Linked DNA regions of Homo sapiens: region 1 is linked to region 2. The links are chromatin contacts, found by Hi-C or POLR2A ChIA-PET in ENCODE. All regions are on one chromosome and are shown on one strand. Each heading gives the region's core, a stretch centred on a gene start or an enhancer-like site at or near the end of the contact. The rest is flanking DNA. Distances are from core to core; before and after follow the strand shown. Region 1 overlaps P3H2 (prolyl 3-hydroxylase 2). Region 2 overlaps P3H2 (prolyl 3-hydroxylase 2).

Region 1 (4,738 bases), core at 1,130-3,629, 87 kb after region 2:
TATAGATTTAAGAAACAATCAGATATAAACTCAAAATTGATGCAAATGGATTTCTCTATAAAATTTGTAATTGAACCACAGAGAATTAAACTAACTAAATGCCCAATATTAATGTAAATTAAAGAAATTTATGGTAATTTATTTTTAATTTAATTTAATTTATTTTAGGGTAATTTACCCTATTAAGCCACTCTAATTGGTATTGTAGAAGACCTCAAAAGCTCAGGTAACCAAAACAAAAATTGACAAATAGAATTATATTAAGCTAAAAAGCTTCTGTACAGCAAAGGAAACAATCAACAAAGCAAAGAGATAACCTACAGAATGGGAGAAATATTTGCAAACTATTTATCTAATGAGGAATTAATAACTAGAATATATAAGAAACTCAATAGCAAACAAAACAAAACAAAAAAACAAATAATCTGATCTAAAAATGGGCAAAAGATCGGAATAGACATTTCTTAAAAGAAGACATACAAATGACCAACAAGTAAATGAAAAGGTGCTCAACATCACCAATCATCAGAGAAATGCAAATCAAAACCACAGTGAGATATCATCTCACCCCAGTTAAAATGGCTATAATCCAAAAGACTTCATATAGCAAATGGTGACCTGACAATGATGTTGGTAGAGATACAAATCAGTGCAGCCACTATGGAAACCAATATGGAAACAGTATGGAGAGTCCTCAAAAAACTAAAAGTAGAATTACCATAAGATCTAGCAACCGCACTGCTGAGTATATATCCAAGGGAAAGGAAACTAGTGTATTAAAGAGGTATCTGTACTCTCATGTTTATTGTAGGAGTATTCACAATAGCTAAGCTGTGAAATCAACCTAAGTGTCCATCAATGAACATGAAAGTACAGATATCTAAACATAAGAGTTCCTGCAAATGACAGGGTTGTATTCTTTTTTATGGCTGAATAATATTCTCGTGTGTATATATACACCATGTTTCCTGTGAAGAAACATTTGCAGCAACATGGATGGAACTGGAGGACAGTATGTTAAGGTAAATAAGCCAGGCTCAGAAAGACAAATATTGCATGTTCTCACTCATATACAGGTGCTAAAAAATTGATCTCATAGAGGTAGTAAGTAGTCTCTGATGGCTACCAGAGGCTGGAAAGGGTAGTGGGAGAGGTGAGAATGAAGAGGCATTGGTTAATGGGTATAAAAATACAGTTAGATAGAAGGAATAAGTTACAGTATGGAATAGCACAGTAGGGAGACTACAGTTAACAATAATTTATAATCTATTGCAAAATAGCTAGAAGGTAAGATTTGGAAAGTTCTCAACACAAAGAAATGCTTTACCCTTGTTTTATCCTTTTTTTATGTATACAGGTCTTTCTTCTGATTTCTTGCATTTGAGAGAAGTGGCTGTCACAATGACTTCTGGAGGTACTTTAGAGGTCCCTCAAGGACTGTTGAATACAGAAGAGGAGCAGTTTCACCAACACAACTATCTTCATTTATTATTTTTTCTTCTCTCTTTTTAAAAAAATTACAATGATTCAAGAGATTTTATTTTAAAAATGGCTTCTGCTAACTTAAACATGGTTTGAGCCGGGTGTGGTGGTTGACACCTGTAATCCCAGCACTTTGGGAGGCTGAGGTGGGCAGATCACTTGAGGTCAGGAGTTCGAGACCAGCCTGGCCAACATGGTGAAACCCCATCTCTACTAAAAAATACAAAAGTTATCTGGGCATGGTGGCAGGTGCCTATAATCCCAACTACTTGGAAGGCTGAGGCATGAGAATCGCTTGAACCCGGGAGGTGGAGGTTGCAGAGAGCCGAGATCACACCACTGCACTCCAGACTGGGCAACACAATGAGAATGCCAAAAAATAGTTTTGAAAATAATATAACTACCATAGATTTTGCTTTATTTTACTAGATGATTTTTGTACCTGGTAGGCTATTGATGAACTATGACATTAATAACCAAGTATATTAAAAAACAAACAAATGAAAACAAAGTTAAAATGTAAGCTTGACATCACTGGCTATAAAAATTCTCCTGGAGAAGATGATCAGAATTGAAGCCTTTTAACTTTTCGGTGGACTATAGGGACAGTAGCAGGAGATCAGCTACATATCCCAGAAGCAATGTTTCTTCCAGGTCAGTATCATGTCATTCACAAGTGAAAAAATAAACACTAAAAATAAATAGAAGTTCTATAACAGAGACAGGAAAGGGACTCTCCTTGCTGTCTCCTGTCTACATGTCCTTTTAGCCTTAACACCTTCCAAAGGAAGGAGAAAAATAGCTTTGCAGGTTTGCAAATGTGTGTAGTTAGCATTTTAAGAACAAAAACGGGCTGCCTCTCACAGCTGTGTTGGAATTTGCTTCAGATTCTGCCTTCAAATCACAGAAGACGTGAGTAAGGGCACGTCCGTGACTCAGTCCTCAACCCTTGCCAAAGTAGTAGTTTTCTAGATATAAAACTACAGGGAAAGAAAAATAGAAAGTCAGAAGAGGAAGAAAAACTGCATGTTCATAAATCTTGCACAAAACTGAATCTCGAAGGTGTGATAAAAAGATCAGGATCGGGGAGTGTTTAGGAAAGAGAAACACACATATGTGAGGCACTACCTAACATTTCAATAGACACATGGTTTTTTTTTTCAGTCATATTAATTAAGTTCTGTGCACGGTGCTTGCACATAAATAAAACCAGATGCTTAAATTGTAGCTCAATCATTACGCTGTATTTGCTCACATCCCCTCCTGTACCACTTTCAAGAAATTGGCTTTTCGCCTAAATGGCAGGGGAGGGAAAGGGAAAAAAAGAAGAAAAAAAAGTTCTGGAGCTTTAGCCTTATTCTCAGGTTGATGAGTGGTTGTTGATATGTGACAAATACATTTCGCTTTCATGACATCTCTATGGAAAATTAAGAATTGTAGTTTTCTTGAGGCAGTTGAGATTCTTAAAGGAGTATTTATTCATCATGCTATTAATTTATTGGCCTTCATAAAAACTCTTTCAAAATTGTCACCTATCTATAAATAAGACTTAAAACCCACCCTCGGCTACATAGATACACACAAACACAAACACACAGATGTATGTGTGTGAATTTATAAAATAACCTGTCAATACATATGGAGAAAATAGTTTCACGGAATCAAAGTTATCTGGTTCACCTCCTTTAAGTGCATTTCCCAATGTGAGTTCTGAAGCATATTTGTTCCACGACATGTGAAAAACTGAGGGGCTTAAATAAATTGGGAAATGCCGGGTTACACAAAGTTAAACAGCTTTCTTTATTGTGGAACTTTCAGAGTCTCTAATATGCTGATGCACATTGTAAATATTCAAGAGGTCAACATACTCTGTAATATCTCTCAAAGCTGGTTGACCCAGAAACTTGCAAAATATCTTACAAGGGTGGTAATTTGCAGGACATGCAGTGAAAAATGCTAATATAAATCAATCTAAAATGTTCATCCAGTCTCTGATTAAATTTTCCCCATGTGAACAAAATTGCTACTTTCCAAAAGAGTTCATTCTGTCCTACGAAAGATCTAAGTCAAACGGGATTTCTTTCTTACGCTGAACCATAATCTATCTCTCTATAACTTCCACTATTGCTCTTGATTTTGCACTTTGGAAGAACAAAAAGAAGAGTAATGCAATTCCTTTTTCCTGCAATAGCTTTTTAGATATTTGAAAGCGACAATCATATTCACAAACTCTTCCATTTTGCAGGAAGACACAGCTCTAGTTCTTAAATGAATGCATCAAATTAATCCTCTCTACTTGTCAATGTCTTAAGACATGGGGCTTCAAAATGATTACAGAAATTCAGATCTCTAGAAGTATCTATGCTTCTATAGATGCAGACTTAGATGTCAGGTTTTGTTTTTTTCTGGAAGGCATGTCTTATCATTGATTCCAATTAATTTACTAAAACTTTCGAGTCCTCATAAATATTGTGGCTAAGTCAATTCTCTACAGTTCTATATCTGTATGATCATTTGTTTGTGTATATATGAGTTTTTTGAGGAATATTAGGAAAACACAAGTCCATTAGATTTTATTCGTCCTTCATGACAGAGACTGTGCTTTATAATAAAATTGGTCATCTTTTCTCAGTTACCTTCTCTTATAAAGTTATAATATCTCAGCTTCATGCAAATTCTATTACATTAGAAGAATGAAGAGTATTAGCCTGAAACTTACTACCTATACTAGTGACCTCCTTCCAGCTTAATACCAATTCATTACTTGATACCAAGTAAATTGTTTCACAAACCTACACAATACCAATGATAATACATTTATCTAGCTGGTCATGAAGTCATAATATAAAAGATACTGTCAAATGCCTTCTGAAATTAGGATATTAATCTGTAGCAATTTCCTAATCTGCGAACTGAAGCAGACCAGTCATAGCTATAGGTAGTGCAGGTCTTGTTAGTTCACCTGTGACATCAATAACTGTATCATCATGTAATTTGATAAGTTAGAATCAATAATGCAGAAACAGGACAATGCTAATGCCATTTGATGCGGGTACAGGTTAGGATTTAAAGGAAATAGGCTATTAATAGCTGGGAGGTTACTCTGGATGAGAAAAGAGTGAAGAGGCAACTGAAGAAAAAGTTACTTTTGTCAGGATGATGAACAACCAATACAAAATAACATTTGTTTTTTCTCTATAAAAAATGGAAATAGGAAAAAATGACATAGAATTTTATGGCATTAAGATGTCATTTA
Region 2 (4,958 bases), core at 1,156-3,655:
CATGTGCACAATGTGCAGGTTAGTTACATATGTATACATGTGCCATGCTGGTGCGCTGCACCCACTAACTCGTCATCTAGCATTAGGTATATCTCCCAATGCTATCCCTCCCCCCTCCCCCCACCCCACAACAGTCCCCAGAGTGTGATATTCCCCTTCCTGTGTCCATGTGTTCTCATTGTTCAATTCCCACCTATGAGTGAGAATATGTGGTGTTTGTTCTCTCTTCTTATTCATACCTTTCTCTCTTCTTTAGGTTTATTTTGCCTCCCTTCTCCTCACCTTATATTCCAACTTCTTAACTTACCTCAAGCTCCCTGAATGTAACACTTTCAAAAGAATTCCCTAATCCGATTCTGAATTAAGTGTTTCTCTGGATGCTCCCATTATATTCTACGCTTTCTTTTATTCCTCACATTAATCCATCAGCAGGTGCAGCTGGTCTACCTCCAAATTGTATCTCAAATCTTCCATCTCTTTTTACCTTCTCTATTACTACTCCAGTCCAAGACCACATGTTAGCTAAAGTAATCTTCTGTATCCTGTAACTCTCCAGGACTGGAGGAGATATGTGTGTGTGTGTGTGTGTGTGTGTGTGTGTGTGTGTGTGTGTGTGTGTGTGTTGGGGTGTGGGGACTACATGACTTTCCACTAGTTAGAATACAATTCGCATTTCCCAATCAGCCTGTGGAATCCGACTCCTGCCGCCTCCACGTCCTCTACTGAAGCCACTCTCCCTCTTGTCTGCCATATTCCAGATGCTCTGGCTTTCTTTGTTTCTTGGTGACTCCAAACATCTTATTGTCTCTGGGCCTTTGCAGCTTGTCCTCTGCCTGGAATACTCTCCTCCAGACATTTATCCTAGTGGACTTCTAATTTATTAGGTTTCAGCTCACATGCCACTTGTTTGGCGAGGCCTCACAATTTGCCGCTCCTACCCTTTCACTCCAGAATCAGTTGTCTTGTTCCATTTTCCACACATCATTGGTCACCGTGTGAAAAATCTCTCGATTATTTATTTATTTTTTACTTTTTTGGGATCTGTTTCCTTCCACTAGAATGTAAGCTCCAGAAGAGCAGGGCATCTTATCTTCTTGGTCACTACTGTATTTTCAGTGCTCAGAAAAGCCACTGACATGTGGCAAGAGTTCTATTTTCTTTGATGAGTAAATGTGTAAATGGATGAAGCCTTTCTCTGTCTAAAATGCCTCTCCCTAAAGAAATTGATCTTTTAAAGCTTTTTTTCAAATGCCATCTCCTCAAAGAAGCCTTTTTGGATTGCTTTTTGATATCCCTCAAACCACGCATTTGCTGCTAAGGATTCTTACCAAAACTTGCCTTGTGGTTTAATTAGTTGGGTCCTTGTATTATTTCTCCAATTTGACTTCAAGCTCCTTGAAAATAGGAATTATATCCTACTAGTGTGCATTCCCCATAGGCGGTCTTTAACACAGTGCCTGCGCACAGTAAGTTAAATAAATAACTATTTTATGAATTGAAAACAAAGCCCCTTTCATGCAAGAGCTTGTAATAAAAAATGTTTACAAAAAGGCAACTAAAAGGACTAGATATACTAAATAACAGAAAATTAAGTTGCTGCCACATCTAAATAAAAAGCCCAAGTACTACTTTACAAATATAAGGAAAACAATCTTTTTTTTTTTTTTCAAGACAGAGTCTCACTCTGTTGCCCAGGTTGGAGTGCAGTGGTGCGATCTCGGGTTACAGCAACCTCCACCTCCTGGATTCAAGTGATTCTCCTGCCTCAGCCTCCCCAGTAGCTGGGATTACAGGCATATGCCACCATGCCTGGCTAATTTTTGTAATTTTAGTAGAGACGGGGTTTCGCCATGTTGGCCAGGCTGGTTTCGAACCCCTGACCTCAGGTGATCTGCCCGCCTCGGCCTCCCCAAGTGCTAGGATTACAGGACTGAGCCACCGTGCCCGGCCAAGGAAAACAATCCTGATACTTAACAAATCGACACACATACAAAGCTTTCACATCTGTTGACCACAAGAAATGATTGTAATCTTGTTTCTCATTAAGGGAAAGAAATTCAAGAGCTGGAACCAATATATATGAAGCTTCGAACATCCTTGCATCCTTAAAAGGATGTTGCTAAATACTCCTTGAGAACTGAGACCCTTTAAAGTAATTCATAATAAGCATGAGAATCGGCCAGCTCTAATGACTTGTTCATAGGTAGGCATTTTTTTTTTCTGAGATTCAATCTGCAAAAAGACGTCTAGGCCAGGAACTCCCAAACTCTGCTGCTGCACGTTAGAATCACCTGGGGAGCTCTTAAAACTCCTGAAACACAGATGTTAGTAGTTTGTAACGATCAATAGATGATCTCCACGTGTAGCAAAGAATGATTCACAGCCTGGGCTAATTTAGCTGAGGAAAAAGTTCTGGTCATTTCCCACTGTGGCCACTAGATGCCGCTACGGCCTGAAGACTGGAGAGGTTTTCTAGTACTTTTCCATCAGAGGAAGGGACGCTGGCGTTGATGTTTCCTATTACAAAGGAGCAAAGAGAACTTACTTTGTGTTAGCTTATTTTGAGAGAACAATACCTTGGAAAAGGGAGTTTGGATACTGAATGATGAAATAGATTAAATGTCTGCTGAATTGAATACTAGAATAGTGAGGTAATATTTCAATAATTTTATCTTCACTGTCTACCCATTGACATAGGTTCCTTAGTTTAAAAAAAAATGCTTTGATGGAATGCTAACATTTTGGAGATGGAAAATACCAGGATATAAAGTAATGATAGGGGAAGGCAATTGTTTGCTGCTCCCTTGAGGTTTTCAGGACTCTGTGCTCTGGTCCTTTTGTCAGGGCCTTTCTTTCTTTTTCTTCTTCTTCTTTTTTTTTTTTTTTTTTTTTTTTAAGACAGAGTCTCACTCTTGTCGCCCAGGTTACAGTGTGGTGGAGTGATCTCAGCTCACTGCAACTGCAGCCTCCACCTCCTGGGTTCAAGCGATTCCCCTGCCTCAGGCTCCCGAGCAGCTGGGATTACAGGTGCGTGCCACCACGCCAGGCTAATTTTTGTATTTTTAGTAGAGATGGGGTTTCACCATGTTGGCCAGGCTGGTCTCCAACTCCTGACCTCAGGTGATCCACCCACCTAGGCCTCCAAAAGTGCAGGGATTATAGGCGTGAGCCACCACGCCCAGCCAGGGCCATTTTTTCTATGCCTGGCTATCGTCTTTGCTTCTAGGTCTGAGCTTATAGAAGTCTTCCTTGATTCCCTGCTACAAAACATATACTGTTCTCTTCTTACAGCGTATTTACTAGCTGTTCTGTCCAAGCTCCTCATAGTCCAGGACCTTGTTCTGTTCACCCTTCTACCCCTAGGGCCTATCTAGCAGAGTTTCCAAGGCAGATAATAATAGCTCTTCTGTACAATAAAAGGTCACAATAGGTCTTTTGTAAAATATGTGAAAGAATGGCTTAGGGAATGTGGGGAAACACTTTGTAAGTTAGATTTGATGGTGAAAAGTATATGAGAAAAACGCATTATTTTTAAATAGTTTCTGATGAAATTGGATTCAACTTAGGAACCTAACAAGGAAAACTGGATAGAATGCCAGTTTTAAGAATAGAATTTCATAGCTTCATCAATACTTAGGGCTGGAGAAGATTTGGAGGTCATCCAGTTAAGCCTCTGCTACGATGTTTTAGATTCCATTTCAGCGTTCCATGCTAAGCAGTTGCCTGGGCTTTGATTGGAGCCATCCAATCAGTGCTTCCAAAGCAGACAATTCTGCCAAACTGTGGTGACTATTTGAAAGTTATTCCTTGTGTGGAGCCCAAATTTTCCCTCCAGGGCTTCTACCCATTGGTCTTAATTCATACCGCTGCAGCTCCACAGGTGGAGACTATGACATCTGCCCACGGGCTTCCAAAACGATGAGATCATGGTCTCCTCCTAGCTAAGTGTCCTCAGCTAGTTTGCATATAATAATATTGAAATACTTAATGTAATAACAGTAATAAGTAATAATAATCTTTTAGGTTTCCTTGCCCTCTTTCAAATACGTTTCATAAATGATTCAATACTATTTCTTATGATTTGCGAGAAAACAAATCCGTCTTCTGGGTGACCAATAAAAAGTGATTCCTCCCTGATGCCACAGAGTTGTTTTGGTTTTTGTTTTTGTTTTGAGACAGAGTCTTGCCCTGTTGCCCAGGCTGAAGTGCAGTGGTGCGATCTCGGCTTACTGCAATTTACGCCTCCCAGGTTCAAGCGATTCTCCTGCCTCAGCTTCCCGAGTAACTGGAACTACAGGCGCATGCCACCACATCCAGCTAATTTTGTATTTTTAGTAGAGATGGGGTTTCAGCATGTTGATCAGGCTGGTCTCGAACTCCCGACCTCAAGTGATCTGCCCACCTCGGCCTCCCAAAGTTCTGGGGTTATAGGAGTGAGCCACCACGCCCAGCCTTACAATTTGTTAATAAGCTCAAGACAGATTAGTGACTATCAAATATCATTGACACAGCTATTTCTACAAACATCTTCACTTACTAGAACATATCTGATTAAGAACTGCCTTTACCCTCTTCTTTTCCTCAGACGAAGCAATTTAAAGGACTTCTCAGATAAAGCAGTTCATGAAGCAAGCCTAATTGGCTTTCTGGGCGGGTGAGAAACTCACCAATTCTCTATAAAGTGGGTCCAAGGTGAACCACAGAGCCACAGCACACCTCTTTCCCTTGGTGACTGCCTTCACCCCATGAGGGTTCTCTCCTCCAGATGAGAAGCTGATCATGCGCCCACATTTTGGTTTTATAGAGGCCTGAGAAAGAAAGCAAAAATTAGACTTTCAATTGTTGTATCATAAACATTTCCACAACTCCTGCTTCTCTGGCTATGAGATTATTTGAGTTAAGGCCTGAGGCGAAGAATAAAGGAATCCTGGGATTGAAGATGATGTAAATTATCTCAA

What was found. A loop is a pair of places that touch in the nucleus more often than their neighbours do. ChIA-PET counts read pairs that join two places held with the same protein, here RNA polymerase II (POLR2A). Pooled maps may share reads with other maps.
Region 1: a loop to region 2 is called in a map of DLD1, with 5 times the contacts of the local background. The contact joins two enhancer-like sites. A Hi-C loop is called at or near these places in 3 of 168 maps with a recorded cell type or tissue (DLD1, astrocyte of the cerebellum and endothelial cell of hepatic sinusoid), 1 of 37 single-sample maps with no recorded cell type and 2 of 50 pooled maps. POLR2A ChIA-PET finds 5 or more read pairs at or near these places in 2 of 52 experiments (H1 and SK-N-SH).

Annotation. Positions count from the first base shown.
Region 1 is chr3:190,046,637-190,051,374 of GRCh38, forward strand. All of the region lies in intron 1 of P3H2 (prolyl 3-hydroxylase 2), which reads right to left. Among named protein-coding and RNA genes, the nearest start is that of P3H2, 72 kb to the right of the region's middle. Within about 2 kb of position 2,380, at least 4 of the 41 ENCODE cell types and tissues checked have a DNase peak (open chromatin) inside an H3K27ac peak, as active enhancers do.
Region 2 is chr3:189,959,291-189,964,248 of GRCh38, forward strand. P3H2 (prolyl 3-hydroxylase 2) reads right to left here. Exons shown (of 15, transcript NM_018192.4): 14 at 4,668-4,808. Among named protein-coding and RNA genes, the nearest start is that of MIR944, 130 kb to the left of the region's middle. Within about 2 kb of position 2,406, at least 4 of the 41 ENCODE cell types and tissues checked have a DNase peak (open chromatin) inside an H3K27ac peak, as active enhancers do.